Linked DNA regions of Homo sapiens: regions 1, 2, 3, 4 and 6 are each linked to region 5. Evidence: chromatin loops called from intact Hi-C (ENCODE). Cell type or tissue: PC-9. All regions are shown on one strand. Region 1 overlaps NFIA (nuclear factor I A). Region 2 overlaps LOC101926964 (a long non-coding RNA gene). Region 3 has its middle 45 kb from the start of CYP2J2. Region 4 has its middle 120 kb from the start of NFIA-AS2. Region 5 holds the start of LOC107985379 (a long non-coding RNA gene). Region 6 overlaps PATJ (PATJ crumbs cell polarity complex component).

The links. Peaks named below come from ENCODE experiments on the same cell type or tissue, not always from the same donor. Only the 100,000 strongest peaks of a DNase experiment are listed, where the experiment ranks them.
Region 1: it touches region 5 in a loop (14-fold over the local background); 8 of 110 quality-filtered maps call a loop at or near these places.
Region 2: it touches region 5 in a loop (14-fold over the local background); 48 of 110 quality-filtered maps call a loop at or near these places.
Region 3: it touches region 5 in a loop (4-fold over the local background); 16 of 110 quality-filtered maps call a loop at or near these places.
Region 4: it touches region 5 in a loop (4-fold over the local background); 12 of 110 quality-filtered maps call a loop at or near these places.
Region 6: it touches region 5 in a loop (12-fold over the local background); 18 of 110 quality-filtered maps call a loop at or near these places.

Annotation. Positions count from the first base shown.
Region 1 is chr1:61,450,995-61,455,994 of GRCh38, forward strand. NFIA (nuclear factor I A) reads left to right here. Exons shown (of 11, transcript NM_001134673.4): 11 at 4,309-5,000. The coding sequence ends at 4,326. Among named protein-coding and RNA genes, the nearest start is that of NFIA-AS1, 200 kb to the left of the region's middle. RefSeq lists an enhancer at 1,129-3,524. In PC-9, CTCF peaks have their summits at 2,559 (motif pointing left) and 2,768; a DNase peak (open chromatin) is centred at 2,527; H3K27ac peaks cover 819 bases.
Region 2 is chr1:60,763,170-60,768,169 of GRCh38, forward strand. The region is part of intron 1 of LOC101926964 (a long non-coding RNA gene); the gene reads right to left. Among named protein-coding and RNA genes, the nearest start is that of LINC01748, 140 kb to the left of the region's middle. In PC-9, CTCF peaks have their summits at 2,215 (motif pointing left) and 2,416; no DNase peak of the experiment used is centred here.
Region 3 is chr1:59,969,089-59,974,088 of GRCh38, forward strand. It overlaps a transcript of CYP2J2 not described here. Among named protein-coding and RNA genes, the nearest start is that of CYP2J2, 45 kb to the left of the region's middle. In PC-9, a CTCF peak has its summit at 2,476 (motif pointing right); a DNase peak (open chromatin) is centred at 2,503; H3K27me3 peaks cover 408 bases.
Region 4 is chr1:60,846,789-60,851,788 of GRCh38, forward strand. No RefSeq gene overlaps it. Among named protein-coding and RNA genes, the nearest start is that of NFIA-AS2, 120 kb to the right of the region's middle. RefSeq lists an enhancer at 2,345-3,175. In PC-9, a CTCF peak has its summit at 2,021 (motif pointing right); no DNase peak of the experiment used is centred here.
Region 5 is chr1:60,279,066-60,284,065 of GRCh38, forward strand. LOC107985379 (a long non-coding RNA gene) reads left to right here and starts at 1,398. Exons shown (of 4, transcript XR_001738093.1): 1 at 1,398-1,553; 2 at 2,755-2,920. In PC-9, CTCF peaks have their summits at 2,490 and 2,690; a DNase peak (open chromatin) is centred at 2,456.
Region 6 is chr1:61,849,608-61,854,607 of GRCh38, forward strand. All of the region lies in intron 17 of PATJ (PATJ crumbs cell polarity complex component), which reads left to right. It also overlaps the pseudogene RNU6-1177P. Among named protein-coding and RNA genes, the nearest start is that of MIR12132, 6.0 kb to the left of the region's middle. In PC-9, CTCF peaks have their summits at 2,731 (motif pointing left) and 2,932; no DNase peak of the experiment used is centred here.

The sequences.
Region 1 (5,000 bases), 1.2 Mb after region 5:
CCATGGCCCGCATCAGCTGTGTCTTCAGCAGCCCCATGACCACATTTTGGAAGACGGCCCCTGTGTTCTGATTGCTCTCTGTGAGGCGTACGAAATGGAAGAGATTGGCACCGTCAGAGGTACCTTCTGCCATTTCAGGCTTCCTGTTTAGGATGCAGTCGGATAGATATTGTTTATGGTTCATAAAACCTGACTACTGTGAGTATTCCAGAATCCCAGCGGAATGGGATTCGAACTTTCATGGAGCTGTAAATTAACGGGCGGCAAGTGTGATAAAACTCCTTAGAGAACTGTGAGGGGAAAAAGTCGTGCTGCAATGGTTAAATGAAATTTTATAAGCACATTCAGTGTGGAGCTGTTTTGCATTACATGAGTTGAATACCTTAGAGACGCCACATCTGCAGGCACTTTATTAAATCCTTAGTCAGCACTTTTCCAACCTGATGAGATTACTTCTTCATTTGACTGGAGAAAAGGAAAGCTGAGCTCTTGTCCTGGACTGCAGATTTCTTTTGATGTTTCACCTTGAACATTGAAAGAGGACAGTCACCCCACTTCCCTCCCCACTCCCGCTCAGCACATCCCAAACTCTAGACATTGTGAATGTTACCGACTAATTTTACGTAACTGGAGCCTTGGTGGGAGTGTGGATTTGTGGACCTCCACAACAACTATAGCTGAAAGTTTCTGAGGAAAAAATAGATCAAAGCTCTGTGTTTACTTAATGTAAATGTATCAAGATAACATCATCCTATATTGCATTGTAATAATGCCACTCACTGCACATAGGGAGGGAGATTCCTTTGTAGTCCATTTGGATACAGTAGGGTAGATTAAGGGGCTATAAAGTACGAAGGCAGAAAGCATATGAAACCTAAGCTTATGTCACTAAATGTCTGAGGATAGTTTTTGTTTAATGTGTTACCATTTTCCCAGTGATTTGCTGCTCAACCCCAACGATCGAATAAGCTCAGATTTCTTTTATGTTTTTCCTATATGACCCAAGAAGAAAATATGCAGAATCATTCTTCAATTAATGTTCTAAAACTTGTACTGCTTGCATAATAGAAATTATAAGAAAATATCACAAGAGAAAAGTAGGCTTTTACAAACATTATATTGTCCATCTGGTGTTACTAGCAGCTCATGGAAGTTTCTAGGAATTGACTGGCTTACACATGTGTGACTGTCACACTCATCCCAATGGGATTATGAGTGTCTTTACAAACTGATTAGGAGAAAATTCAGGGAGATGTATGAATTATTATTATTATTATTATTATTATTAGAACTATCTGCCATCTCTGCAAATAAATGATTTAATCAGAGACTTCAAAAAAGAAAAATTCCCTGTGTGGTTCCCCTAACCAACTTCCTGTTCTGGAAAACCTTGGTCAAGTAGCTGGGTTAATTGTCATGAAGATTAGTGTGATGTTGAAATAAGTACTAATGGTCAAATTATAGGAGTGAACAAGTTTAAGAATAGGTTTTGGTTTGGGCCTGAAAGGGTTAATTAAGGTTTTTTCACGGGTTATTAAAGACCCCCAACCTCTGCCTTCAGGAGTCATATTGACACCCCACCACAGGGCAGCTCAGCCCCTCTGTTGACATGTTGCTGGTCAGAGCACAATAGCCTTCTGTGTCTGCAAATCATTGCTAAAATCATCTCAAGGAAAAAAAAGTTTGAAAGCTTTAACGTTAGACAAAAGCCCAAGAGTTGCAGCGTGCAGCCCAAAAACCTGGAGTCAGCAACTTCTATTGATTAAAAACTAACCTTTAAAGTAACTCTGAGAGTGTGTGGTTAGCATTTAAATTTAAACATGTCATGAGTTGATTTGTGTTACTGAATACCAACTCAGAAGGAGTAACATTCACATCGCATTTTTTTTTTCTAATTCCCTTAAGCAGCTAAAGTATTTCATGAAATGTCAATAGGGCAAAAAGAAAAAGAGGTGGGGGGCTGATGCTGGGCCTTGTAGTTTTCTTTCCCATGCAAATATCCACCCCCCAAAAGAAAAGTGTGCAGAGTGAAACACAATAATTAGTCCTTTGTCTAACTTTCCCAAGTGCCAGAGAAAGACAGATTAATTAAATATACAACAATGTTGGTTTTTGGAGTGGGGGTCTTGCTTGCTGTGTAGGTCATAAATTAGGCAGAATAAATACTTCAATGTGTTTGCAGTGGGCCTGCTACGTCAGAACCACTGGAAGGTTGGTGGGAGGAGAGCAGAGGGTTTCTTGCTAATGATAGTCACGTCTGGGTCTGTCTGGTTGCTCTTAGCAACCAGACATGATGTAACACCAGGATGAACTTGAACTTGGGGGACTTGAAAAGAGAACAATAGACCAGAGCAATCAATAAAGCCTATTTCAGTGAAGGATTACAGAGCTGCTCTGGGGTAACCTTGTCGGCAAGGCACATACTGAATAGTAAGATGTGTGAAGAAACTTTTTTTTTTTTTTTTTTTTTTTTGCTTTGCTTTTTAAGAGAAGTGCAGAGGCACTGCAGATTTTTGTAGTGCCCTGAGGTCTCGTCCAGAAACTGTGGTGTGGAGAACTGCTCCCCCTGCTGACTCACTGGGTGCCAGGCCTTTGCTTCAAGAACTACCTTAGTGTCAGATTGAAGAAGTCTGGAATTTCACAACCGACTTAGAAAGTGTGAAAACAGAAATAGTAAGCATTATTCCCCGCACCCAAAGTTTGAACCTGTTTTGTAGAAGGGAGGAAGCGGCTCTAACGTGGATGAGAGTCAGCTGTTAGGTAGAGGCCTACTAGAAACACAGTTTGGGGTTTGCTTTCTCTCTCCTTTCTCTCCCCCTCTTCTTTCTTTTGTCCAGCTAGATTTAGGCCATGTGTATTTGCCAGGCTGATTTCCTTTCAGGACACAAGAGGCTTTATTGTGTTCCTCAAAGCATGTGGTCAAAGAATAACATCTGAAAGTCTACAGGATGCGTAGTTTTTCGGTCTGGGCTTAAGTTTTTTAAACTCCTCTGGAAATCAAAGGTGGCTTGTGTGACTAGGAAATCTTATACCAAACTCCATGTAGCTATCACTTAGCCATTCATCCCTGGGGACCAAATGAGTCCTTACATTACCTAATGGAATCTCTTCCACAGGGATGATCCTTCACCTGCCTGAAGCAACCCAATTAGAACCCTTTCTGATACCGTCAACTTAAAGAATTCAGAAGCATTGGTTTTTGTTAGGCCTTGGTAATTTTTCTGTAAATAATGATAAATGTAGTGAATTTGTCAAGGTATCTCTAGAGAAAAGTCGGCAAAAGCCACATACTTTTTTATTTCACTGGAGAAACTAACTCTGATGTTAGTCCATAATTGCTCATTCTGTCTAGCTAACAGAAAAAGAAATGCCAGCAGATAAAGTGATATATGACCAGACAATTGCTCAAAGCTAACCACCTAAGGATTTACGAAAGGAAAAGGTAACCAGTAACTGGGCCTGGCAGGCACACAGAAGGCTCTAAATAAATGCTGCATGGACGCAAGCATGAATGAAGGGTACGCAGTGGCCTCATTTTTCCTTTGGACAATGTGGTACTTAATAGAGTAAAATCTTGATCCTACTTAGTTATTATGTTTCATGTTTGAAAATACCATTTTAGATATATTGGGCTGAAAGGAGCATCTTCCCTCATAAAATCCTACATATGTAAGGAAGGAAAAATACTGTGACTTGCTCAAAATCACCCAGGAAGACTGGGTCCAGCACTTTTTCCACCTTACCTCCACTTATTCTTGTGTCGCTATTGACCATCTGGGCCTGTTAGGAGAGTGTCACAATCATGGCTTCAGTGCCTGCACCTCATTTGAAAGGAGATGTTGAAAATCATCAGAGTAGCCATTCATTGCCACATGAAACCCCTCCCTTTACCCATTCTCCATTCATTCAACTCTTCTTCATTAAGAACGTTCTGTATTCCAGGCACTGGGCTAGGCACTGAGGATTGAATGATAAACAAGATGGTCAAGTTTCCTGCCCTCCTATAACTGCCCCCATCAGTTAACAAAACCCTTATTTGTATTTCAAGTGAACAGAAATACCTCATTCTGTAAGATATACTCAGAATGTTGGAAAACCCCAATGAAGACAATGAATTATAATTTCAGAAGAATAAGATCAGTTTCAGTGTCACAGGATTTTTTATTGTCTGTCGTGCCTTTACTTTTCCCAGCGAATCCCTCCCGCATCCCTAACGTAGATCCTGATTTCGTGGTTGAAAAGGCAACTTCTAAAACACACGTTTTTACAAATTGTGATTTTAATTGTATTTTTCCTTTTGTCTTCCAGTCCTGGTACCTGGGATAAAAGTTGCAGCGTCCCACCATCCACCAGACAGACCACCTGACCCCTTCTCAACTCTGTAACATGGACGCAACCTCAACCCAGCGCAGTTACAACTTCACTATCAGCGGAAGGGGAGAAAAACCGATTCAAATCAACTTGTACATGGAAACAGCAAGCATTATGGTCAAACAGCAAAGGCCATAACCTTTTGGGATTTTTTTTTTTTTAAAATACTTTAGGGACTGTTGTAATTTCTCATATGGTGCTGGAAATGGTTGGGCTTTGTAACATTTGAAGTGTTTCCATGGTAGCGTGAGCATTAGGTGACGTGGCTAGCGGAGGACTACCCTTGCTCACTGACTTCCTGTTGTAACACACTTTCCTTACGGAGCCTGGCTGTTTCACAGTATTTCATGAATTTACCCACACAGGTGTGATCCTCCTTGAGCATTGAGGAGGCACATGGAGAACTAAATCTTTTGTAGTAGCTGAGATCTGCAATATATAACGGGACAGTCAAAGGGCAATGTTTTTCTGTAACATATTGGAAAAAGAAAATGCAGTTATATTCCTTTTTTATTTGTTCCTTTAGTTTGTTTTGGTTCAGCAGTCAGCAGTTAAGTATATAACATGGCCCGCAAGGACAATGAATCCACTCACATTGCAGAACAATTCCGAAAATGGCAAACTACTAC
Region 2 (5,000 bases), 480 kb after region 5:
TTGCTTCTCCTTAAAGAGGCAGCAATGCTAGATACTTGCTTTCCTGGTTTCATTTGCATCTAAGGCACAGGACTGAATCAAGATCTTAGGGACACAAGGAAACATGTCTCTCCTTGCGTTGCCTCTCTGCTCTCTTCTCCCTTCCCCTCTCTTACCCTCCCCTTCCGTCTCCTCCCTTCTCCTCTCCTATCCTCCCTTTCTCCCCACCTCAATGTCTGAGGTTGCAATGTCAGACCCTGACACAGTCAAGCAATGCTGGGGGATCAGGGAGCACTTTGCTCATCAGATCATTCCTCTCCAGCCCTCACCTCACACCTGCTCTGCAGCTTTCCAACCGTTCTGTGAGCTGCCCGATACCATCTAATAAATTTCTTCTCTCCTTTATCAGCCTGAGCCAGTCTCTGCTGCTTACAGACCAAAGCCATAAGAGGCCCAGGACACAAATGGGAAGACTGGGAGATAGGCATGCTTATTCTTCCTTAGAAGCTCTCCTGAAATCCAAGCTGAAAACTGGCTCCAACGGGGCTGCAAAAAAAAAAAAAAAAAAAAGCACTGAAAAGTTTCCAGTAGCGTCACCAGGGAAGAGTCCCAGGTTTTCTCTTTCAATACACAGCTTTAAAAAATGAAAAGATTTCCTATCCTCAAGCCTCTGTATTTATATTTTGGAAACTGTCAGCAAAGACAGAGGTTTCTTCCTGACCAGAACTTTGGTCAATCTAAGAGTCAGATGTTCTGAGGAGCCATTTTTCATGTGGGGAACTCCTTAAAGAGAAATCCAGGTGGCTGTCAGCCTAATAGCCAAGTTGTTGACAAAGCACAAGAGTTTCTGATATTTCCTGGACACCAATCCATATTGCTTTAACAGAATTTTGTTGCATTGAAGCTGATATTCCCCCCAAAATCATTAATCCAGTCTCAGCTACTTCTGTTGGTTGGAATTGACTTGGCAGCTGTACTTAGAGAGGTTCAGAGAAAGGAAAATATTCTCCTGTGTTAATTAAACAATGTTGACTAGAAATAAAGACCTAGTTAGGGAATCAGGAGTTAGGAAACGGGAGTTCTTTTCCTAGAGTTGCCAGTTTCCATTTTGTGACTTTGATGTTCCCTCTCTATGAAATGGGGAAAATATGCTTTATGAGATTCTCGTGGAGATATAACCATATATATATATTCTCGTGAGGACTGAATAATATCCACCCATAAAGTTTCACTGCTGTTATTGTTATTTCTTTCTCAACATTCTTAATATAAAGTCAGAAGCAAGGATGGCCAGAGATGCTGGGAAAGGCATATATACGGACGGCAAAGAAGAGAAGCTGCTATGATGAGAAGAAAGAGACTTGGAGTCAGAAGGTTGTGCTTCCCACCAGCTGTGTGATTGTGGACAATCTATTTCAGCTTCCTGAAACTCCACTTTCTTTGCTATAGCATAGAGATTAAATTGTGAGGATTAAATGCAATAACTATAAAAGTCTTGAGTACAATGCTTAGTTCATAGTACATGCTCAATGTTAATTTCCTTCCATTGTTCCCTGCTTATCAAAGAAGAGAGAGGCTTACGTACAGAGAAGTAAACCAAGAGTTGGCAAATACAGCCAGCAAGCTAAATGCGCCCACCATCTGTTCGTATAAGCAAAGTTTTTTTGTTTTTTGTTTTGTTTTGTTTTGTTTTGTTTTTGAGATGGAGTCTTGCTCTGTCACCCAGGCTGGAGTGCAGTGGCACAATCTCAGCTCACTGCTGCAACCTCCGCCTCCCGGGTTCAAGTGATTCTCCTACCTCAGCCTCCCGAGTAGCTGGGACTACAGGCGCCCACTACCATACCCAGTTAATTTTTGTATTTTAATAGAGACAGGGTTTCACCATATCGGCTAGGCTGGTCTCGAACTCCTGACCCTGTGATCCGCCCGCCTCAGCTTCCTAAAGTGCTGGGATTACAGGTATGAGCCACTGCACCTGGTCAGCAAAGTTTTATTGAACACAGACGTGCTCATTTGTTTACTATTTTCTATGACCACTTTAGTTGTTACAGAGATCACATAGTCTGCAAAGCCTAAAATATTTACTACCGGGTTTTTTATAGAAAAAGTTTTCCGACCCCTGACCTAAGCTACTCAAGTCCAATCTACACACTTAAAGCTTTCAAAACATAAAATTAAGACAATTTAATAATTTGCCTAAGGTCACAAGGGTACTTGGCAAGTGAATGGCAAGCTAATGAATGCCCCCTACTGGGCAGTAGAGGCGATGTTATGCGACATGGTTAACAGCTCAGACTAAACATCGTTCAAATCCAGGCTCTGCCACTTACTAGCTATGCAACCTTAGAGGAGTTGCAAACTTACCTCACACTGTGACTGTAGTGTTAATAATTTGTCATAATGACTCTTGAAAAATGACATCCTTTATTGTACAATGTCTTCTTTTTATCACTATAATAAATTTTTTTTTACCTAAAAACGTATAAATAAACAAGATATAAGAAGTGAAATTTTGACATTGGTGTCACAGGCAAAGACATAACCCTTATTTACTCAACACAACAGTTTATCTCGGAGATTACCAGATGAAACAAATCTGAATTGCACACCACTTGTGGATGAGCTCAGTACAGCTTGCTTTTTGTACAAATGTCAAGAAATTATTCAGTCTGTAGCTAGAGCTGTGGGGTTCAGAGCAGTGTATATCATATATATACCCCTCTCTTTCCAGATTTTCTTTTATTAGTTTTGATACATTTCAGAGAGAAACATCTCTGCCTTCAGATCCCCAGGGCCCTTCTTTCACAAAGCCCTGCTAAAAAGAAATAATCTGACCTTAGTGTTAACATATCACCATGAAGCAAAATCATTCATTGAATATTAACAATAACTCAGTTTTTCTGTGGAATAGTTGTAGAGGCTTTCTGAGTTTTAAGCCTTTTTAATCATTGTATACAATTTCAAGAGGATTTTACTTTTTTCTTGTAGAAAAAAAGACCACAAAAATGAGAAAAATAGAGGCTATTTATTCAAGGCTTACTATAGCAAAGGAATCAGCCATCGTCACTTCCATTTGGCAGAGACTCAAAGTCAGGCAGAAGAAGCAAGGAAAGCTTTATAGTTAAAAAAAAAAAAGAGAGAGAGAGAGAGAAAAGGGGGAGTGTTCAGGTATGCTCTAATTAGAAGTTGTTGGCATGGGGAAGCTGGAGACAGGCTATAAAAATGGGATATATTATGTGATTTTTTTTTTTAGGGAGTGATATGGTTTGGCTGTGTCCCCACCCAAATCTCATCTTGAATTGTAGCTCTCATAATTCTCATGTGTTGTGGGAGGGACCCAGTGGGAGGTAACTGAATCATGGGGGCAGGTCTTTTCTGTGCTGTTCTCATGATAGTGAATAAGTCTCACGAGATCTGATGGTTTTATAAAGAGGAGTTCCCCTACAGAAGTTCTTTCTTGCCTGCTGCCATGTAAGATGTGCCTTTCACCTTTCTCCTTCCACCATGATTGTGAGGCCTCCCCAGCCACGTGGAACTGTGAGTCCATTAAACCTCTTTTTTTTTAATATAAATTACCCAGTCTTAGGTATGTCTTTATCAGCAGCATGAAAACAGACTAATACAGGGAGCATATTTGGTTTTCTCTGGTTGGTCCGGAATTAGAAGTGAAAGCCACAAATAGGAAAGCTGGCAGTCATTGACGAAGTTCTGACTGTTTGGGGTCAATTGATGTGAAGGTCATGATTTGCTTTCCAGGATCAATAGCCAGAAAGGTTGTTGGTCAATGTTCTACTGCCATATATGATCTGGTCACTGTCTAGACAACGTCCCTCAGTCCCCCCTTTCAGTCATTCTCTCACTTGCAACAGGTTGGTCAATTCAAGGAAGACCAGAAATGCAGATCTTCACTGATGGAAGGTTGTCTGCTTGTCTCCATAGTCAACCGTATCACAAGATCTTCTTGATCTTTTTACTGCTGTATCATCATGACAATCATTTGATGAGAGAGCTGCTACACAAAAGCATTTAAGACTCTGGATAGAATATAATGAACAAGCTTACAACAACTTTGACCAAAACAAAGACAAGTAATAGTCCCACTAAGACAGCTAGACCCAGGAACCCCAATTGCCTAACTCAGGTAAACAGAATGAATCCCAGAGCCCAAGAGGATGAATCTTAGAACATCAAGTCACTTTTTCTTTAAGGTGAAGTGTAGCCTACTTGACTATGCCTGCTTCACAGATCTAAGTAAATAAGAATTATTAACAATGATACAAACACCACATTGACTAGCCAACAAGAAATTTAGAGTAATGACATTGTCCATCATTACTCCTGCCAACAAGTTGACATTGATCTGTACTCTATCTAAGGCAGAAGGAGTACATTAATTAATAACTTCTGCTGAGTTAATTCTAAGTTTCTTTCAATATTTTCTACTTGTTTGAGTCTCACCACTGGGATCATTCCTTTCATTGTTCCCATAAACAATGAGTAAGTAATTCCCCCAAATGGAGGACTTACGATGGAGCTATCAACTAAGTTAGAATTTCCAGCCTTGGTGATCTATAGAATTAGAATCTCTGTATACTGACAGGTCTTAGAATATTATTTCTAAAGTGCAGAAGAAAAGATGACCGGGAAGTCCTAGAAGTATATGATAGTGGCACATGGACACTTAGGAAAAAATTTAGTTGTTTATGGCATGAGGTCAGAATCAATGCTTTATTTTAGCTGTGTCACACATTTTTATCTTTACTAGTCTCTTCCAAGTGGCAAGAATTTGGCCAATTACCTTAAGAAAGTTGCTGAATTCAAATTTATATTACCTAAGTTCCAATCAATAGATTGTAACAATGTACTCCTTTTCTGGGGGAAAGAAGGACACTGGCAAAGTTATAGGTTGGTTCATTTTAGTACATTTGTCCTTGTAGGTGCAAATGGAAATGCAATCAGTAGTTCCTCATGGCTTCATTTGGTGAGACTGAAATTGCCCTAAGATATCATGGGGGTCCATT
Region 3 (5,000 bases), 310 kb before region 5:
CAGACCTTCGCGGTGTTACAGCTCATAAAGGCAGTGTGGACCCAAAGAGTTAGCAGCAGGAAGATTTATTGCAAACAGAGAAAGAACAAAACTTCCACAGTATGAAAGGGGATCCGAGCGGGTTGCCACTGCTGGCCTGGGCAGCCTGCTTTTATTCTCTTATCTGGCCCCCACCCACATCCTGCTAATTGGTAGAGCGGAGTGGTCTGTTTTGACAGGGCGCTGATTGGTGCGTTTACAATCCCTGAGCTAGACACAAAGGTTCTCCACCTCCCCACCAGATTAGCTAGATACAGAGTGTGGACACAAAGGTTCTCCAAGGCCCTACCAGAGTAGCTAGATACAGAGTGTGGATTGGTGCATTCACAAACCCTGAGCTAGACACAGGGTGCTGATTGGTGTGTTTACAAACCTTGAGCTAGATACAGAGTGCGGATTGGTGTATTTACAATCCCTGAGCTAGACATAAAGGTTCTTCACCTCCCCACCAGACTCAGGAGCCCAGCTGGCTTCACCCAGTGGATCCGCACCGGGGCTGCAGGTGGAGCTGCCTGCCAGTTCCGTGCCGTGCGCCCAGCACTCCTCAGCCCTTGGGTGGTCGATGGGACTGGGCGCCGTGGAGCAGGGGGCGGCGCTTATCGGGGAGGCTCGGGCCGCACAGGAGCCCACGGAACAGGGGGAGGCTCAGGCATGGCGGGCTGCAGGTCCCGAGCCGTGCCTCGCAGGAAGGCAGCTAAGACCCGGTGAGAAATCGAGCACAACGCCGGTGGGCTGGCACTGCTGGGGGACCCAGTACACCCTCCGCAGCCGCTGGCCCGGGTGCTAAGCCCCTCACTGCCCGGGGCGGGCAGGGCCGGCCGGCTGCTCCAAGTGCGGGGCCCACCAAGCCCACGCCCACCCGGAACTCCAGCTGGCCCGCAAGCGCCGCGCGCAGGCCCGGTTCCGGCTCGCGCCTCTCTCTCCACACCTCCCTGCAAGCTGAGGGAGTTGGCTCTGGCCTTGGCCAGCCCAGAAAGGGGATCCCACAGTGCAGTGGTGGGCTGAAGGGCTCCTCAAGTGCCGCCAAAGTGGGAGCCCAGGCAGAGGAGGCGCCAAGAGTGAACGAGGGCTGTGAGGACTGCCAGCACGCTGTCACCTCTCAATGATACGCTTATGAAATTTTGAAACCATTGAAGAATTTTAATCTGGGAAAGCTGTTATTATATAACCCTGCATATGAGGGATAAGACAGTGTAATTTCTGAGTCTGATTCCTGCATGTAAACTCCTTTGATTGTAAAGATACTAAATGAAGGCAATAAAAAAAAAACCTCCATGTTTTTCTTCATTTTTGGCTTGTTGAAGACCGCCCTGTTACCATGAAGGAAGAAAACCATGGCGTCAATGCTACATCAGATATTTGATGATAGTTCTAGTTCTATGTTTTCCTAGCACTTTGGGAGGCCGAGGCGAGTGATCACTTGAAGTCAGGAGTTCAAGACCAGCCTGGCCAACATGGCGAAACCCCGTCTCTACTAAAAAATACAAAAATTAGCTGGGCCTGGTGGCAGGCACCTGTAATCCCAGCTACTTGGGAGGCTGAGGCAGGAGAATCATTTGAACCTGGGAGGTGGAGGTTGCACTCCAGCCTGGGAGACAGAGCAAGTCTCTGTCTAAAACAAACAAACAAACAAACAAACAAAAACAAAACAAAACAAAAAACAGTGCAGTAGACCTGTGGCCCAGTCTGGCAGCAGTCTGCTAGATGGCTGAAATTGATTTGGTGACCATCTGATGTTAGAGCTCATTGAATATTCACTGAATATTACAACTGAATGGAGGACCTCTGACACTACCTTGCCCAGGAGGTGAAACGACTTGCCCAATGACCCCCAGAAAGTTATTGGTAGAGAAAGAAGCCACTCATTTGCATAAGGCAGGAGGATGGGGCCAGTGGTGGGTATTTCAGTAACCCCGAGCGCCAACTCAAGTTGCTATCTAACCTCATGTTGTTCCCAGTAATCCCCCACTACTGCCTCGGGTGTTCTCTTCCTGCTCATCATACCCCTTCCTGCCATCCCCCCCAAGAGCCTATGGGGCAGCTGTGCCAAACGGGATCACTCTACTTTTGATGCTTGGGCCCCGATATGTTCAAATATGCCTTCTCCTTATATTCTTAGCATAGCTGAAGGAACGCTGGTGGGGAGGTGGATAATGAGGTTTAATTAAAAGCATGGGAGGTGAGGACACCCTTGCCTCTTTCCTGACTGACTTTAGAAATAGCAGTCCTCTGGGAAGTCACCCATCTCACACTAACCTGGCGAGACTGACATTCAATCCAGACACAAACTAACGGCAGCTACGGGGGTGGATTGGGCGGGCATTTTTAATAATTATGATTTTCACGCAGATAATCAGCCACTTTCTCTCTTCCTCCCTCTTCCCACGCTGATCCTGAGCTCCTTGACCGCAGATTTCCTTCGCCTTCCACTAGAGGGCGCTGGAGCCCATGTTACCGCGCTCTCGGCTGGGAGGCGGCGTCCAGGGACAGAAGGAAAAACGATGGGGTGTGTGCCGGATGAAGGCACCAGCCCTGACAGCTCCAGGCCCAGGTCCTCCGTGTGCGCCCCGAAATGCAGTGACTCCTAGGGCTGGAAGGAAAGACATAAAGCCCACCTGGGCATCATCTCTGAGAGAGACACTGGCCAGCGTGGAGGGTGCCCTGCGGGGAGTGGCTGTGTGAGAACCAGGCTGCATGAGCCCTGCTCAGGGACTCAGGACCCTTTTCCTGGGGAAAAGAGGATTCGAGGGCTATGGGAGCCCGCCCTGCTTTTCTGAAGGGCTTTGGTTTGGAAGAGGAAACAGGCTTATTTTATTATATGTGGCTCTAGCAGCAGAACTAGACTTATATATAATATTTATATATATATTCGATTCGATAATTTGAATAAAGATCTCAGCATTGTGCCTAGCATTTTTTTGAGAGCTCAATTTAAAAAATATCATACTAGCTAACCTTGAACTCTGCTTCTGTGAAAGGTGCTGTGCCATCTCCCATTCATTATCTCTAAGCCCCCGAACAGTCCTGAGGTAAGTGTTCCTCCTCTTATTTCACAAATGAGGCAAGTAGGGTTGAGAGAGGGTGAGAGTTTTGCCCAAGGTCTTAAGGCTGTGCAGTTGCGCGGCTGAAATCCTAAGCCAGGTCTGTTTGCCTTCAGAGCTGCACCTCTGCCAGGACACCATGCTGCCTGCCTGTGTCAATGCGGGGTCTTCACCCAGAGGCCCCCTGGGTCTGGTGAGCTGTTGGCGGGTTTATCTATCACACACAATGACGCAGGGGCACATATGTTGTTCTGGCAAAGGCACGGCACATTTTCCAATGTCGGTGGAAGCAGTGGATGAATAATACAGGGAAAGGGATCAACAGAAGGGGCAAGAGGAGGCCAGAGCGGCATCAATTCCCCTGCCCCCAACAGGGGCAGCAGAAGGTGCAGCTGGCGGGGGCCCTGGAGTGGAGCTGCCAGCCCAATCATCTTGCCGCTGGATTTTGCACAGCTTTCCTTCTCCATTCTTTCTCGTTTTTGACACTTGTGATTATTACCAATCCTGGTGGCGCTGACGCACGGGAGTGCAATGGTTACCATGGCATGCTTAATAGCGAGAGCAGATGTTTGGCAGGCTAACTCCATGCATTCTAAATACACAAGGCGAAAGTCGGTGGAGGGCGTAATTGATTTGCTGACTGCAGTGGGAAGCCAGCCCATGCTTGCACTGGGCCAGGGCGCCTTACCACATACTCTCTTTAACATGGCACACAGTCTCATCATGAGCTGACCCCGTGTAGGCCCCTGGCCTCACATGTTATCAGTTCCCACCTGCTCTCTCCTCTTCCACTGTGCTTAACACCTGCAGCCCTCACAAACAAGGGATGTATGGTCTGACTCCAGTCTGAGCCTTCCCACAAGCTGTTCCCTCTACTTAGTACCCCGTGTCCTTCATTGTGTGGACAACACCCACATGTCCCTCAGTTCTCGGCTTGGACATCACTCTGTAACATGTCTCTGTTAACTCTGAGTTAGAAGGACCACTCTGTGCCTAACCTTTCATAGAACTTACTGCTGTGCTGTAATTGCTTGTTTAGTTGTTTATCTTCCCAACAGAGTGCAAGTTTCTTGAGTTCAGGAACCATGATATTTACAAGGATAATCTTGACTTTAATTTACATGGAAAATTACATAAAATCAGACTTCCATTCTTTACCCTTAGTGTCACATTTCTTGCAAAACACTTCATAGCTGGTCTTCCCTCCAAACAGGATTATTATGATCTGTATACAAAGTACACTTTTCTACCCCTGAGCCTCTGTTTGTGGCATTGCCCCATCTAGAAACCTGCTCTTCTTCCCTCATTCAGGTCTACCTTTTCAAATCCGGTTCATCTATCAAGATACCTGTCAACTGCCAAATAATCGTATTTGATATACCCTTCCCCAAGCATATGAGGTCACTTCTCAACCATAAACTGCCTCCTTAACACCCCCACTCCCACTGCACACTTGCCCCCACAGCATGCTATTTGCATCTCTTTCAGGACCCCTGACTTTGCAAGATGCAGCCACTTCCTGGTTATGTGTAACTTTGTCCAAGTTAAATGACCCCTCTCAGCTTCAGTTCTTCCTTTAGTGAAATGGGGATAATCACACCTCCTCCATGGGGTGACTATGTGGATTAACTGAGCTACTGAAGAAAAAACATGTAGCTCAGTGCATGGAACACAGTAAGAACCTATTAAATAGTTGCTATGATTAAGTCACTATTTATATATTTGCCCAGTGTTGCCCATGAGATGTCCCTCCTTGGGTTGGATGCCATAATACCTCTATATCCAGCAGCATGACCCAAGTGCCTGGCTCCTATTGTATCCAACTGAGCAGGTGGAGGAAACTTACTTCACCCTGTTGTGCTCATTTCCTTGTCTGTAAATTGGGGATACTAGATAACTGGGAGCATTAAGTATTGAAGT
Region 4 (5,000 bases), 570 kb after region 5:
AGGAATACATAATTTATAAATTGCTATACACTAATTCCACAAAATTTTCTTTCCTTCATTTTGGCAAAAAAAAATTTATGCTATTATAATCAAGATTGTCATATAATTTTTGTTCCTTTAGTAGTAACACCAAATTACACAATTATTCCTGAGTCACTGTAGTTCTTAGGTAAGTTTATACTAATTTCAGTTTAGAGAAAACTCACTCTTCAGAGGCAGGAGAAACTGGCATTATCAATAAAATTATTAAAATAATTAGATTATTATCTTAGATTTAGAAAGATCTTTAAATTTTAGGTAGAATATGCAAACATTATAGTGGGATTACATATGATAAATTATCACTATCATAGAAAGCTTTACAAACTATTATAATTTCATTGTATAAATTATCACTTGTCTCATGATTTTCACCATTTTAAAAACAGTAACCAGATTTAATAGAAAGGTGAAGAATCAGTATCAGACATCGTACATGTTACTTCTTCCTATATATAAATTTCAGGGTAATATAAATTTTAACTATTACAAAGTTAATAGTTCTTCATCTGCCACCTGTAACTCCTATAAATACCATACCAACTGATGTATCTCCAGAACCAGAAGACAGAGAAGCAAGAGAAAGTACCCTATATGTCACTGGGAAGTGATTCTTTATTGAGCAGGAATATCCATATTAAAGCTTTTTGAAAAGAAAGATTGGACAAATTGACTAATTCGCCTCTTCTTTTACCTAAATGCTTCAGTTGTTCAAATATTTCCCACATTCTAAAATAGGGACTAGCTTCAACATTGGCAATGACACAAACCACAAACCTTTAAAGCATGTTTCAGGGACGTATATTAAGAGATATTTAAAAAAAAAAAAAAGTTTTTCTTTGAGGTCCAGAAGATGTTACTTGTAAGAACAAATGTTTACGGTTGCATATGTCAGCCCTCAACAACAGATCCTGAGTGACAGAGGTGCCCATGTGCTCTTAAATAAATCTGTCTTTTTGTATTTGTGGTATGTATTATCTTTCAATACAAGGTCTAGAGCAGGGATTCCTATGGCTTAGGTCTAAAGATGTTATTAAATCTATTCATGGGACCTTGGGGCATACTTGCTGGGCAACGCTGAGAGAGAGGATACATTAGGGGGAGAACTGCGTAAATAAAAAGGAGGCCATAGGTAGGATAATAAGGTGTGTGTGTGTCTTTGCACATATGAGTGTGGAGTGAGCAAGTTTTAATTTCTCATTATTTAAGAGATATAGAAGAATGACATCATCAAGATGGGGGAATAGGAAACCCCAGACCCCATTCCCCAACAGAAACATTAACTAAACAACAATACACAGACAAAAAGTTTTTATGAGAACCTAGAAATCAGTTAGGAAGTCACAATACCCCCAGGCAATCTCAAAGCCAAGAGCAGCTGCATTGAAATGGATAAGAAATTTATTTCATTAACTATGTCAGCCCCTCCCCCAAGCCAGCACATCTCTGGGAGGAAAAGCCCAACATACAGCTTCTTTTGTGACAGGTAGAGAAAAGAATGAAATGTATGTTCAAAGTTTCAGCTTTTGAGGGGCTGCCCAAGGAACTGGTTTCTGTCTCACCTGACTCGGAAGATTCATGGGAACTGACATACATTGGATGCCTGGGAGCCACAGAGAGCAAAAGAGAGTCAGCGGCTTGTGGCAGTGCCAGAGAACTTGTAATATCACAGATAGAAATTAGCAGGGCTTGTTGTAATCAAGAGTAAGCACCTAGCTGTGGCTTTTTCCCTGGGAAAAAACAGGAGGGTGGTATGTGTGTCTAGCATTCTGCCTTTTCAGGGGGCTTCCTGAGGGACGAGTTTTTGCCTCATCTGATTCAGAGTCCTAATGGGAAACCAACATACCTTGTTTGCTTAGGGCCAGAGGGACCAAAAAAAAAAAAAACCTAAAAACTCAGTTGCTTGTGGTTGCACCAGAAAACTTATAATACTACAGATAGACACCAGAGGGAGCAAGAGATTACAAGCTCTGAAAAAAACAACTTGCAAACCTCTCTAATTGGGAGAAACCAGAGAAAACACATCTCCAGAAAAGATGTGAGAGGCCCTCACAACCTCTAGCTGAAATAACTGGTGAAGTTATTTCCCTGTATGAAGTCAGTGAGTAAAGACTAGGAGAGATGGCTGTTTTTCAAATGCATGAATACCAATATAGTTACAAGACACATAAAGAAATATGGAAACATATCTCAATCAAAGGAACAAAATAAATCTCTAGTAACCAACCCTAAAGAAATAGAGTTATATGAAGTACCTGACAAAGAATTCAAAATAACCATCACAAAGATGTTAGAAAAATGGTAAATGAACAAAATGAGAATATCAACAAAGAGAAAAAATTTTAAATAAACAACAGCAATTTTGGAGCTTAAAAACACAAGAGCTGAATTGAAAATTTCACTAGAGGGGTTCAAAAATAAAAGTGATGAAGCAGAAAAAAAGAATCAACAAACTCGAAAACAGATCATTTCAGATTACCTAGTCAGAAGAACAAAAGGAAAAAGAAATGAAAATGAATGATGAAAGTCTAAGGGACTTATGGAACCCCATCAAGCAGACTAATTACACATTATGGCTATTCCAGAAGGAAATGAGGGAAAGAGAGAGAGAGAGATTGAGAATGGCATAAAGATTATTTGAAGACACAATGGCTGAAATTTTCCCAAATTTGGGGAAGGAAATGGACATACAGATAAAAGAAGCCTAAAGGATCCCAATTAAGATAAACTTGTAAAAGTCTACATTACAATCAAATTGCCAAAAGTCAAAGACAAAGAGAGAATTTTGAAAGTGGGAAGAGGAAAGCTACTCACCATATGAAAAGGATTCTACATAAGAATATCAATGGGTTTCTCAGCAGAAGCCTTGCAGGCCAGCAGGAAATAAGAGAATATATTCAAAGTGCTAAAAGTAAAAAAAAAAAAAAAAAGAATATGGCAAAACTGACATTCAAAAATGAAGCAGAAACACTGAATTTCCCAGATAAAAGCTGAAGGAGTTCCTCACCATTAGACTTCCAGGCAATGCTATAGAGTGTCCTTCAAGTTGAAAGAAAAGGATGCTAAAGAGCAACACAAAAACATGTGAAAGTATAAAGCTTGCTGGTAAAGGTAAATCTATAAACGAATACAGAATATTGTAATGGTGGTCCATAAATCACTTTTAATTATAGTATAAGAGTTAACACAAAGCGTGAAGGAGAAAGAAGTTAAAGAGTAAAGTTGTATGTGATTGCAGTTAAGTTGTTATCAGCTTAAAGTAGGTTGTTATAACTATAAGTGTTTTGTGTAAGCATCATGTTAACTACAAAGAAAATACACATAGAAGATACATAAAGGAAATTAAGAAATGATTCAAAACATGTCACTACCAAAATGACAACACAAAGAGAGAAAGAAAAAGAACAAAAAGCTACAAGACAGAAAACAATTAATAAAATGTCAATCTTAAGTCCTTCTCTATAAGTAATTGCTTTAAATGTAAATGGATTAAATTCCCGATCATAAGACATCAAGTGGCTGAATGGATTTTTAAAAATCAAGATCTCACTATATGCTGCCTATGGGAAACTCACTTTAGATTTAAAGACATATGCAGGCTGAAAGAAAAGGATAGAAGAAATATATTCCATGAAAATGGTAACCAAAATATAGCAGAGGTAGCTATATTTATAACAGAAAAAATAAGCTTTAAGTCAAAAACTGACACAGTAGACAAAAGAGGACATCATATAATTATAAAAAGGGGCCAATTCACCAGAAAGATAAATCAACTATAAATGTATATGCACCCAACATCAGAGCACCCAAAAACATGAAGCAAATATTAATAGAACTGAAGGAGAAACAGACAGCAATGCAATCATAGTAGAAGATTTGAATACCTCACTTTCAATTATGGCTAGAACATCCAGACCGAAAATCAATAAGAAAAGAGTAAACTTGAACAACCCTATAAATCAGATAGATCCAATAGACAGATAAAGAACATTCCACCCAATAGCAGCAGAATTCACATGCTTCTCAAGTTCACATGGACATTCTCCAGTATAGATCACATATTAGGCTACCAAACAAGTATTAACACATTTGAAAAGACTGAAATCATACCAATTTCCAACCACAATGGAATGAAAACTAGAGATCAATAACAGAAGGAAAACTGGGAAATTCACAAGTACATGAAGTTAATCATATACTTCTGGACAACCAAGGGACCAAAGAAGCAATTAAAAGGAAAACTAGAACATATCTTAAGACAAATAAAAACAAAACCACAACACACCAAAACTTATGCAAATAAGCAAAAGTCATACTAAGAAGAAAGTTTGTGGTGATAAATGCCTACATTAAAAAAGAAGAAAGATCTCAAATAAATAACCTAACTTTATATCTTAAGGAACTATAAGAACTATAAGGAACAATAAAAGCAAACTAAAACCAAAGATAGCAGAAATGAAGGAAAAAACAAAGATTATAACAGAAATAACAGAAATAGAGAATAGTAAACAACAGAAAGAAATCAATGAAACTGAGAGTTGGCTTTTTAAGAGATCAACAAAAATGACAAACCTTTAGCTATACTAAGAAAAAAAGAGGGAGACCTAAATAAAATCAAAAATGAAAGAGGAAATATTACAATTGATGCTACATCAATAACAATAATTGTAAGATATAACTAACAAAAATTATATGCCAACAAATTATATGCCTGGAAGAAATGGATATTCCTGAAACATTTAACCTACCAAGTTTGAATGCTGAAGAAATAAAAAGAACAAACCTAAACTAGTAAGAACAAACCTATAACTAGTAAGAAAATTGGATCGGTAATTAAAAACCTCAAAGTGGATGGGGTTAGGAAAAAATGGGGAGTTGCTGATCAATGGTCATAGAGTTTCAGTCATGCAAGATGAAAAAGTTCTAGAGATCTGCTGTACAACAATGTGTATATAGTTCAC
Region 5 (5,000 bases):
TGGATTAAGAAAATGTGGCACATATACACCATGGAATACTATGCAGCCATAAAAAACGATGAGTTCATGTCCTTTGTAGGGACATGGATGAAATTGGAAACCATCATTCTCAGTAAACTATCGCAAGAACAAAAAACCAAACACCGCATATTCTCACTCATAGGTGGGAATTGAACAATGAGATCACATGGACACAGGAAGGGGAATATCACACTCTGGGGACTGTGGTGGGGTCGGGGGAGGGGGGAGGGATAGCATTGGGAGATATACCTAATGCTAGATGACACGTTAGTGGGTGCAGCGCACCAGCGTGGCACATGTATACATATGTAACTAACCTGCACAATGTGCACATGTACCCTAAAACTTAGAGTATAATAAAAAAAAAAAATTTTAAAAAAAAAAAAAAGAATTTTTTACTTAGACAACCAGGCTGTCTGCAAATAGAGTTTTGCTTCTTTCTCTTCAATCTGAATGGGTTTCATTTCTTGTCCGACCTTCTTGCATTGGCTAATACCTTCATAGGACATTGAAGTGGTGAGATTGGACAGCCTTACACTTGAGCTTAAGAAAAAAGGCTTCAGTTTTTCCCCACCAATTGTGATGTTAGCAGAAGGTTTTTCAAGATGCCCTTAATCAGGTTGAAGTTGAGGAAAATCCCATTGATTATTAGTATGCCAGGAATTGTTAATAAGCTCCTTGAAGACACTTTGTCTCTTTCTCTTCATAATAATTGCACCAAGCAATCTCTTGCACATAGTAGGCATTCAATAAATAATTATGAATTATATTGAGAGGAAATTGATGAAATTTCATCAATTCTTTTGAAGAATCTAAAAGGGAAATATATTTTTGAAAAAACAAAGTCTGGACACATGACTCAACACATAGTCATTTTTTGCCTCATGATGAAAAGAATGCTTTATTTCTGTAATTTTTATTTGGTGCAGAGCTAGATATACAAGATTTGTGTGTGTATGTGTGTGTGTGTGAGAGAGAGAGAGAGATTGTCTTGTAAATGTAATTGCACTAAATGAATTGCATAAAGACTATTGCATTCTAGAAATGCAAAATAATATCAACAGACTGAATGAAACAATGGTATCAAAGACCACAATATATAACTTACCTATTTATAATCCAGTCCATCATATAATAATAACCTACATATAACCATCCGTATTTAATCTGGTCCTTTTAGAATTTTGAAATGCTCTCTAGAATTGCCTTTTTTTCTACTTCAATGAGAAATATGTGTGATTTGTTCAGCTGCTGTCTCTCTGCCATCCCCACCCCCAGCACTGTGCAACACAGCCCCTTCTCTCAGCTGGCAAGCACAGGCCCCAGATGCCAAGCTGTGGAAGATATTTATCTGCTGCATCTGGTTCCTTAGCAGATTCGACAGGCCTCTGTGCTGGCAGCTTCAGAAATGCCTTTGGGCTTGTCACATGTTGAAAACTCCCAACTGGCTGTCTGAATTGGCAACCATGCTTTGGCTCACTGGAGAGAAGAGAGAAATGGTGCTTTTTGTCCATCTACTGATAACCTCTCATGTAAGTGATCGTTGGCTTCTGATCTGAAAAAGTACGTTCCCAAAGGGCAGTGCAGACTTTGGGGCTTAATTTCATCCTCCTGATACAAACTCACAAGTAGTATATGACTGAGTTTTGTTTCCTTGGCCAGAGAGGAAATCCCTAGCAATTTGGACCTCAGCATGTCTATCCTGAAATTAAATTCAGAAAGCGTCAGCATTTTAGAATTGGCATTTTAAAATTAAGAGTCAGCTAATCCATCCCCTTTATTTATCTGATGAAGAAACTCAGGCTCTGAAAGGCGAAGGGATTTGGCCAGGGTACACAGCAAGCAGGACAAAGGACGAGATTCACCCTGGGTGAATACTGGGAGTGGGGAAATACGAAAGCAAAAAGGAGCAGGTATTTCTGTTTGGAGAAGCTGTGGAGAAGGAACCCTTTGGAGACTGCATGGCAGGCTGTAGCAGAGCAGCGAGCCTGCAGACAGGGACACTTATGCCCTAAGGCTGATGCTGCCACATCCAAGCTAAGTGACCTTATGTAAGTGACCTAACCTCTAGGCCTGAGTTCCAACACCTGAAAACAAGAAGGAGTTAACCATAGTTCCTAATTTATTTGATTGTTGTGAGGATGAAATTAGATCACGCATAATGTACCTTACAAGGCTATGCTCATTTTTTTCAGTAAATGTTTATTGAGAGCTTACCATGTGGTAGACATTATTCAAAAGACTTGATAAATAATGATTCTCAATCATTTGGGACATGAAATCAGTAAATGAGGGCAGACCTGTAAAACCAGGACAAGAGAGTGAATTTCCGGAGTGGTTTCCTGTCGAGAGGCACGCAGACAGCGAGTGTGTTCTTACACATACACACAATGCATCTACGGCCGCAGCATTTGTTCTAATTCCCTGAGCTGCAGTGAGCTCTGGATTCCAGCAGGGGACATCCATAGCCCAGACAAGGGAAACTGGGGCCAGCTCAGCCTTAGAGGTGATGAATGAAAATGATAAATCACTCAGACATGAGCCTGAGACTGGCCTGTTCTGATACTCATTCCATAAAGACGAAAGTTCTGGAAGGGATGACCCTCACAGGCTTCGTTAGCTCTGAGTTTGTAGAATGTCAATGAATTTCAAGTTCTCTTAATCCTGAATTTGCAAGCTGAGGTCCCGTGGAGTTTTGTCCATGTTAAAGGGACATAATTCCTTTCTCCCCAGGGCAGATCAAAGGAACCAGGTTTTGATGACTTACAGCTCACACAAGGTCATCCTGGGAAAACAGATCCTGAGAAGTACTGCAGAGCTTGTGAAGTACTGCACTGGCTGGTGTCTGGATTCTAGAGTTTATGATCTGCTCCAAAGCCAGAGAGGTGATGACTAGAAGGTAGATATGAATTGGGGACAGTGGTGTGCTGATAAATATTTAACAACCAGCTCCCTGGGGGAAAAATATGTGCATATGTACATGTACATAAGTTTATTATACATTTCACTCATATACAGGACAAGTAGCACACAATTTACATGTTATATATATAAAATATACAATAATCTTTATTATAAATTCCATATAGCTAATTGATTCTCATAGAATACATTAGTTAATTTCTGTTGAACTCTTGTATTCATGGCCAAGCTATTATTGCAATCCAACCATTATTTGACAATATCAGCCTGCAAATAAACGTTTAAATACTGTCTGGTTCAGCAAAAATGTCTCTTACTTCACTGATCAACAAGTGTGATTGTGAAATGAATGGTGCTTGATATTTTCATTTATGTTAACTGGGAGCAAAAAAGTGAATGGACAAAGGCATATATTAAAACTTCACTTGTTTGTTAATGGTATTAGCCGAATCTTTGTTAAATTCACTAATAGTGTTAAATCCACTAATACTGAAAAATATTTCCTGTTATTTATGTTGTTTATGACTCAATAGTCACAGACAGAATACAGCATTATTAACCTATCAAGTCTAGCGAAATCATCAAAACAATACATCAAGCCCTGACTTACAGCATTTGCCAATTTTCATGGTATAAATATTTCCACCATGGTTGATTTCAAAATCAAGGTAATGTCATTGAACACGAAATTGAAAAGAGATTCATAGTAGTATATCATTACATAACGTTTCTACCATATGCTTAAAATAGACATAACCTCAAAAACTTAATAAAATATAGTAAATTAATTATGAAGTTATGGATTTTAAAATGTTTTCATTGTTACATATTTGTATATACTTATGGGGTACATGTGTAGAAAGTGATGGATTTTATTTACTTTCTTATTCACAAAACCTAGAGAATAATCAATCTTATTTTAAAAATATCTACCTTACATAGTGTTTAAAACACAGTAACATTTGTTGCATAATAATTATAATTATAAAGGAGGGGAAAAAAACAAGAGCCAGGTGAGCATCTAAAAAACAACTTTATCTAAAATGTTAAAAAAATTATGGAGAAATTATCATATACAAGTCACTGTCCTAAAACCTTTATATGAATTAAATTATATAATCATCACATTGATTATAAGGGGCATATATTATTTCCCCCAGATGAGAGTCTCTATCTAACAGATTAGAATATAAGTCTCAGCGGAGTAAAGTGACTTGCTCAAGTACATCCAGCTAGCAAACAGTAAGGCCAGGATAAGAAAACAATCTGACTTTAAGGATTGTGCAACAAACAAGATATCAGCAGTTAACAAAATGTTGGTCTGGAAAAATAAAATAAAATAGCAATTGGTCTGGGAGGAAGCCTGAACTTGAAAGTGACATCTACCCTTGGTTCTGCTGTATGAATTTGAACAAATCATATCACTTATCTGAACTTGCTACATAAATAAAGCTGGATTTTTGTGAGTCTATGAAATGTACCCTATTCCATTTTAAAGCTGTGATGCTAGGGGCAGAATGGATTGCTAAAGAAGATGGTGTGATCTGGCTGCTAGTAACATCACAAATAACAACAGCTCATATGATGGAATGATATTTGGAATTAACCACTGTGTCCAATTCTTATTTACCATATCTCCCTTGGTAGGGTAAATAAGAATTACCATTCTTCCTGTATTCCTCATCCCAAAGCAAGTTTTTAGATCAGAAGCAGAGTACCATATGAGAAATTTTTTGTTGTTCAATTTAAAGATCTATGGTCAAGGTGTTAGGAGCAAGAGATCTGTTCCTTCCCTTGACTATCTGAAGGTTCCACAGTAAAGCTGATAATCAGGCAGGCATAGAGTCTACAAAGGGAGAATGCTGACTCATTGGGAGCAAATGTCCTGCAGCTGCTGGTGCCAGGGAGCAGCACAAGGCCATGGAAGGCCTTTCTGGGATAGCAGATTTTCTGTTTGAGAAAGCACGGTACATCGCTTGGAAAATTAGGTGATCCTTCTCACTGTAGCCTGATAAGGATGACCTGCTGACTATATCTAGATCATTGCCCATTGCCCA
Region 6 (5,000 bases), 1.6 Mb after region 5:
GACTCTATGAGTTAACCATATTTCCTCTCATGAGTTTAGTTGACCAACTTTATATGTAATACACTCAGTTGACAGTAAGAGTCAAAATTATCAAAGGAAATAAACTATGATCCATCTCTTTGCCATCCTGCTGTGTGGTCTTTAAATTCCTATCCTGTTATTTGATGTCTTTAAAAGTTTGAGTGTTACATACAGAATAAATTTTTTAAAAACAAACAAACCCAAAAGATATTCTTCATTTTGAATGTAGTTAAGTCTTTGTTACACCTTGTGTTTCTTTATTGGGGTAATACTGCTAAGCATATAAATGTTAAATATTAGAACAATTCTTGGTATATATCTCCTGTTCTTATTTCCTAAATGCCTCTTATTGATGCATTTGCCAGTTTATTACCTATGACACTTTTCTTGTTGATTCCTTCTGTCTCCTCTTTATGTCACATTCTCTACTTCGTGTCTTTTCACTGAGTTTGCCATGGTAGCTTGGATTTGTCATCTAGGTTTTAGAGCAATTTCACAGCTAGAGCTCTCCACATCTTCGAGTTGATGTCTCTGTCTGTGACAGAGCCTGTTTCCGCTGAACCACCTCTCCGCTCTAGGTGATGCTCTTGCACTCTCCCTTAGCTTATGTGAAATCTGGTCTCTTTGATCTTTGGGAATGTACACAAATATTCATATAATACATTTTATAGACACATCAGAAACTTTGAATCCCATCCATTTGGGCATAATGATTATCACATGTTTGAATCTGTTCATGTAACAGTCTTCTTACGCCCACCAAATGAATGGATTCTTGAGAAAGTAACTGTACATTGAAATTTGGCAAACAAATGCATGTTTTACCTGTACATGCAGGCATGCTGCACATTCTGTACCCTCTAACTTTTCATCTGCTAGGTACTGAAACATGAACCTCTGGTGGCCAAGTGCAATATTTAGGGGATTCAGTTTTATACACTTTGGTAAGATGATAAAAATATCTTCTAACATATTTGTCTTCTTTCAACATTTCATTCATTTAGCAAATACTTAAGTTAGAGAAGCAGCATTGCTTAGTGTGGCTAAAAGCACAAACTCTGGGAATTGACTGGCTGGCTTAATTTCTGGCTCTGCCATTTACCAGCCATGTGCTTTGGTTAAGTTATTTAATTTTTCTCAATTTCCTCACCAGGAAAGTGGGGATAATGTTGGTACATACCTACCTCATGATGGTGTGAGAATTAAATGGGTTCAAATAAATAAGATTCTGAGAACAGTGCCTGGTATGGCAAGAGCTTAGTAAGTGTTACCAGCTGTTGTTGTTATTCCTATATGATGGGATGTGGCTTTTGCTTTTGGTGTACTTGCCGTCCAGTGGGAAGACGCAAACTAAATAGATAGTCATTCAACATTTTAACTACTCTTCAGTGCCTTCTCCATGACAAGCATTGTAGTAGGCCCTGAAAATCAAGCAAAAACTAAGCAAACACATTCTTGGTCTCATAAAGCTTACTTTTAGTAGGAAGTAATTTAAAGGAAATAATTTACAATAATTTCAGTAAAATGTAAAAAGTATTTTAATGAAGAAAATGCAACAAGCTGTGGATACATCTAACAGGAAGACCAAACTAATTCTAGAAGGTCAAATAGTAAAGGAAATATATTATGATAAATGCTGTAATTGAAGGTCTTTTTTGGTTTAGGGATATCACAGAGTAGGAAGTGCTTGGGTCTTCAGGGAGTAAGGGAATGCTTCTCATTGGAGGAGACACTTGAGCTGACTCTGGGGCAAACTCTAGACAAGTGGCAGTGGGTCAGGGAGGGCGTTCGTGGCTGAGGGGATGGTTTGCATTAAGCCACGCAGCATGACAAGGCCTTTCACAATACCTGGGATAAAGTGTTGGGCAAACGGGAGCAGGCAGTGATATGTATGGGGAAAGTGAGAGACGAGACAGAACTGCAGTTCTGAAGGATTTTCCTTCCACGAAGAATAAAGGAGTTAGGACTTTATCTTGAAGGCAGTAGGTATCCCTGAAGTACTGTAAGCAGAGGAGGAATTATGATCACCTTTTTATTTTTAAAGATGGTTCTATTATCTCTCTAGAAAATTGACTCATGGGGGCAAGATTAGAGACAGGTAGACTTATCAGGAAACTGTAGCAGCTGCTCAGAAGTAACGAGAAGCTGAACCAAGGCTGTGGCAGTGGAAATGGAAAGGAAGAATCAGAAGAGATAAAAGGCTGAGATAAAAAGAACTGACATGCCTTAGTGAGCAACTCAATGGAGGGGTGAGGGGGAGAAGGGAATGCTTGAGTATATGCTGATGCCACTCAGAGGATATAGGGAGGCCAAGGCGGGAGGATCACTTGAGGCCAGGAGTTCGAGACCAGCCTAGCCAATATGGCAAAACCCCATCTCTACTAAAAATAGAAAAATTAGCTGGGAGTGACGGCACACACCTGTAACATCAGCTACTCAGGTGGCTGAGGCATGAGAATCCAGCCTGGGTGACAGAGAGGGATTCTGTCTTAAAAAAAAAAAAAAAAAAAAAAGAGGTGTAGGGTACAACTTTCAGAAATAAATGGGCTGAACCAAACATATGGTACACTGTTACAGTGTGTATAATAATATAAGCCTTTTGAATAAAGAGGAAAAAAATTCCTTCAGAAGAGAATGGCTCCCATAGTACATGTTTCTCATGTTCTATGATTGGTCTCTGGTGCCCTCTATTGGCTATTTAGTCTAAAGCGGCATCTTGATTCTTAAACACAATGTTCCTTGCAGTGTTATTTACCAAAAGAAGAAATATTAGAGATTTTACAATTATGATGAAAGGTGATAAAAACTGATGGGGATTTTGTTTTTAGTAGGAAGACAGTTAAAATAATTTCAGCAAGGTGCCATCAGGGGTGTGCACATTGGCAGCACATGTACTAAAATTGGAATGATACAGAGATCAGCACGACCCTTGTGCAAGAATAACATGCACATTTGTGAAGCGCTTCATATATTTATCTATGTAAATATGCCTGGGGGCCTGGGGGTTGGGTAAGGGTTTTGAGAAGTGTCTCTATAACATTTGTTTGCTATAACATGCACATAATATCATAGATTGTATTTTCAGAAAATGGACCTTTCTGATGAGAAGCAGCCTGAGTCAGGCTGGTGTTTGAGCATTTTTATGCAGCAAAGCCTCAAGAATAGCAGCCACCTCAGTAGGCAGTAGCAGCTGCTGTTTTTCCATAGGGTGGCTGCTGCATGTGATGTAAAGGAAATGAAAGGAAATGACTGTTACTCATTAAAGCGATTTCATTCAGCTACGTGGGAAATCACAGGCAGAAAAGTCATCATAAAAAATGAAGCAGTGATTATACATAATGGGGCATCTTCAGAGGTAGCTAGTTTGTCCCCTCCCTGCCCCCCAAATGACAAAGAAGCTGCCTTTGGGTTCTGTCGTCCAGGAAAAGGGGTGGTAGATTGGATTTAGTGTTTAGCATAACTAGTGGTCTAAACCTGAATACATTTTAGTAAGAAAGCATTCCTGTCACTAGTTTGAGGTCTAAAGAAGGCCTCACTTTGTGTAAATTAGTGCTCACAATGACTTTTCTGGCAATAAGGAAAATATATTCACCTTTCAAGGGTAGAAGTCTATTTCCATTTCCTTCTGGTGAATCGTCCTTTAGAATGTTCCTAAATTATCAATTCAGTGGGTTGCATTTTGAAAACCTCCTCACCTATTTGGGTTAAAAATAATATTTTTAAATTTTGGTGTTATCTGAAACTGCAGAGATTGTTCACAAACAACTTGGTGCAACCATTTATTTGCTTTTGGTATATTTTGCTGTTGCAGTTTTCTCTAAGGAAGTGTAGAAATTATTAATATGAAGTAATGTTAGCTGCTGGGCAGTTCATGAGAGGAATAAGCTATTATGTAGTCTCCCTTCTCCCCCCAATAAAAAAGCCTTTCATCAAAAACTGACATCCTAAATGAAGGAAATAATTGTACAGCTTATTTATTAGTGTGTCAAACTTAAAATGTAATGGTTTCATATTTCAGGATGAAAAGTGTGTTGTGATTCATGGTTGCCAGTGACAAAATAGACAGCTCTTTTATATTACCACGTCGATTGCCTGCTGATATGCCACTGTACTTTTTGGTTCTCTTCTGTTCTCTTCCTATGCAATAGCTCCCTCTACTTGAAAATACTGGTGTAATTATAGTTTAACACTACTTTATTAGTGAGTTCCCTGGGCTCTTTTTTACTTTTAATCCTCTTCATAAATATGTGGTGTTATATTACATCAGAGCCTGTAAGAAAATTTTGAAGAGTCTCTTGACTCGGGGGTAGAAAGGCAGGGTTAGTTGCAAAAAGCAAGATAAGTTACATTTGAAGGCATTCTTCAAGGAATTAGCTGTGTAGCCTTTGTTGATTTAAATATGGTATATTTGGTTAAAATTCCATGCAGTACTTTGAAAATGAACCCTGATGTTTGAAACACAGAGGCATAGAAAACTGGATCAGAAAACTTCAAAAGAATCATCAGCCACTTCAAACAGACATAGCCGGGAACTTGGCAAGTTCTTACTTTGCTAATTCCAAAGTTTTGTAATTCCCACAGAAAACCTAGCAGTTTTTCTCTACTTTCTCTGGAAGGTTTTAAGAGAGGCTAGAGTAGTAGAATCTCAGGTTACAATATGTTGCCTTGTGGAACAGCATGTGCATAATGAAACAATGGGAGAAGCATAGAGAAACCAACGTGAATGCTGCTGTGATTGGGATGTCATTTTTTCTCTCCCTTGCTAAGTTAGAAGTTCAGTAATAGTGCCATACACCTCCACCATTAAGACAAATTAAGAGACTCTGCTCAATCATAAGATGGCCATATGAATATTTCTTTCTTCTCAATTTACAACTCTTTGTTTCCCGTTTCTTCTGACCATTAATGATGCAGAGCAAGCTGCAGAGTGAGGTGGTCAAGAGTAAGGACTTAAGAGCCAGGCTGCCTGGTTGGATTCT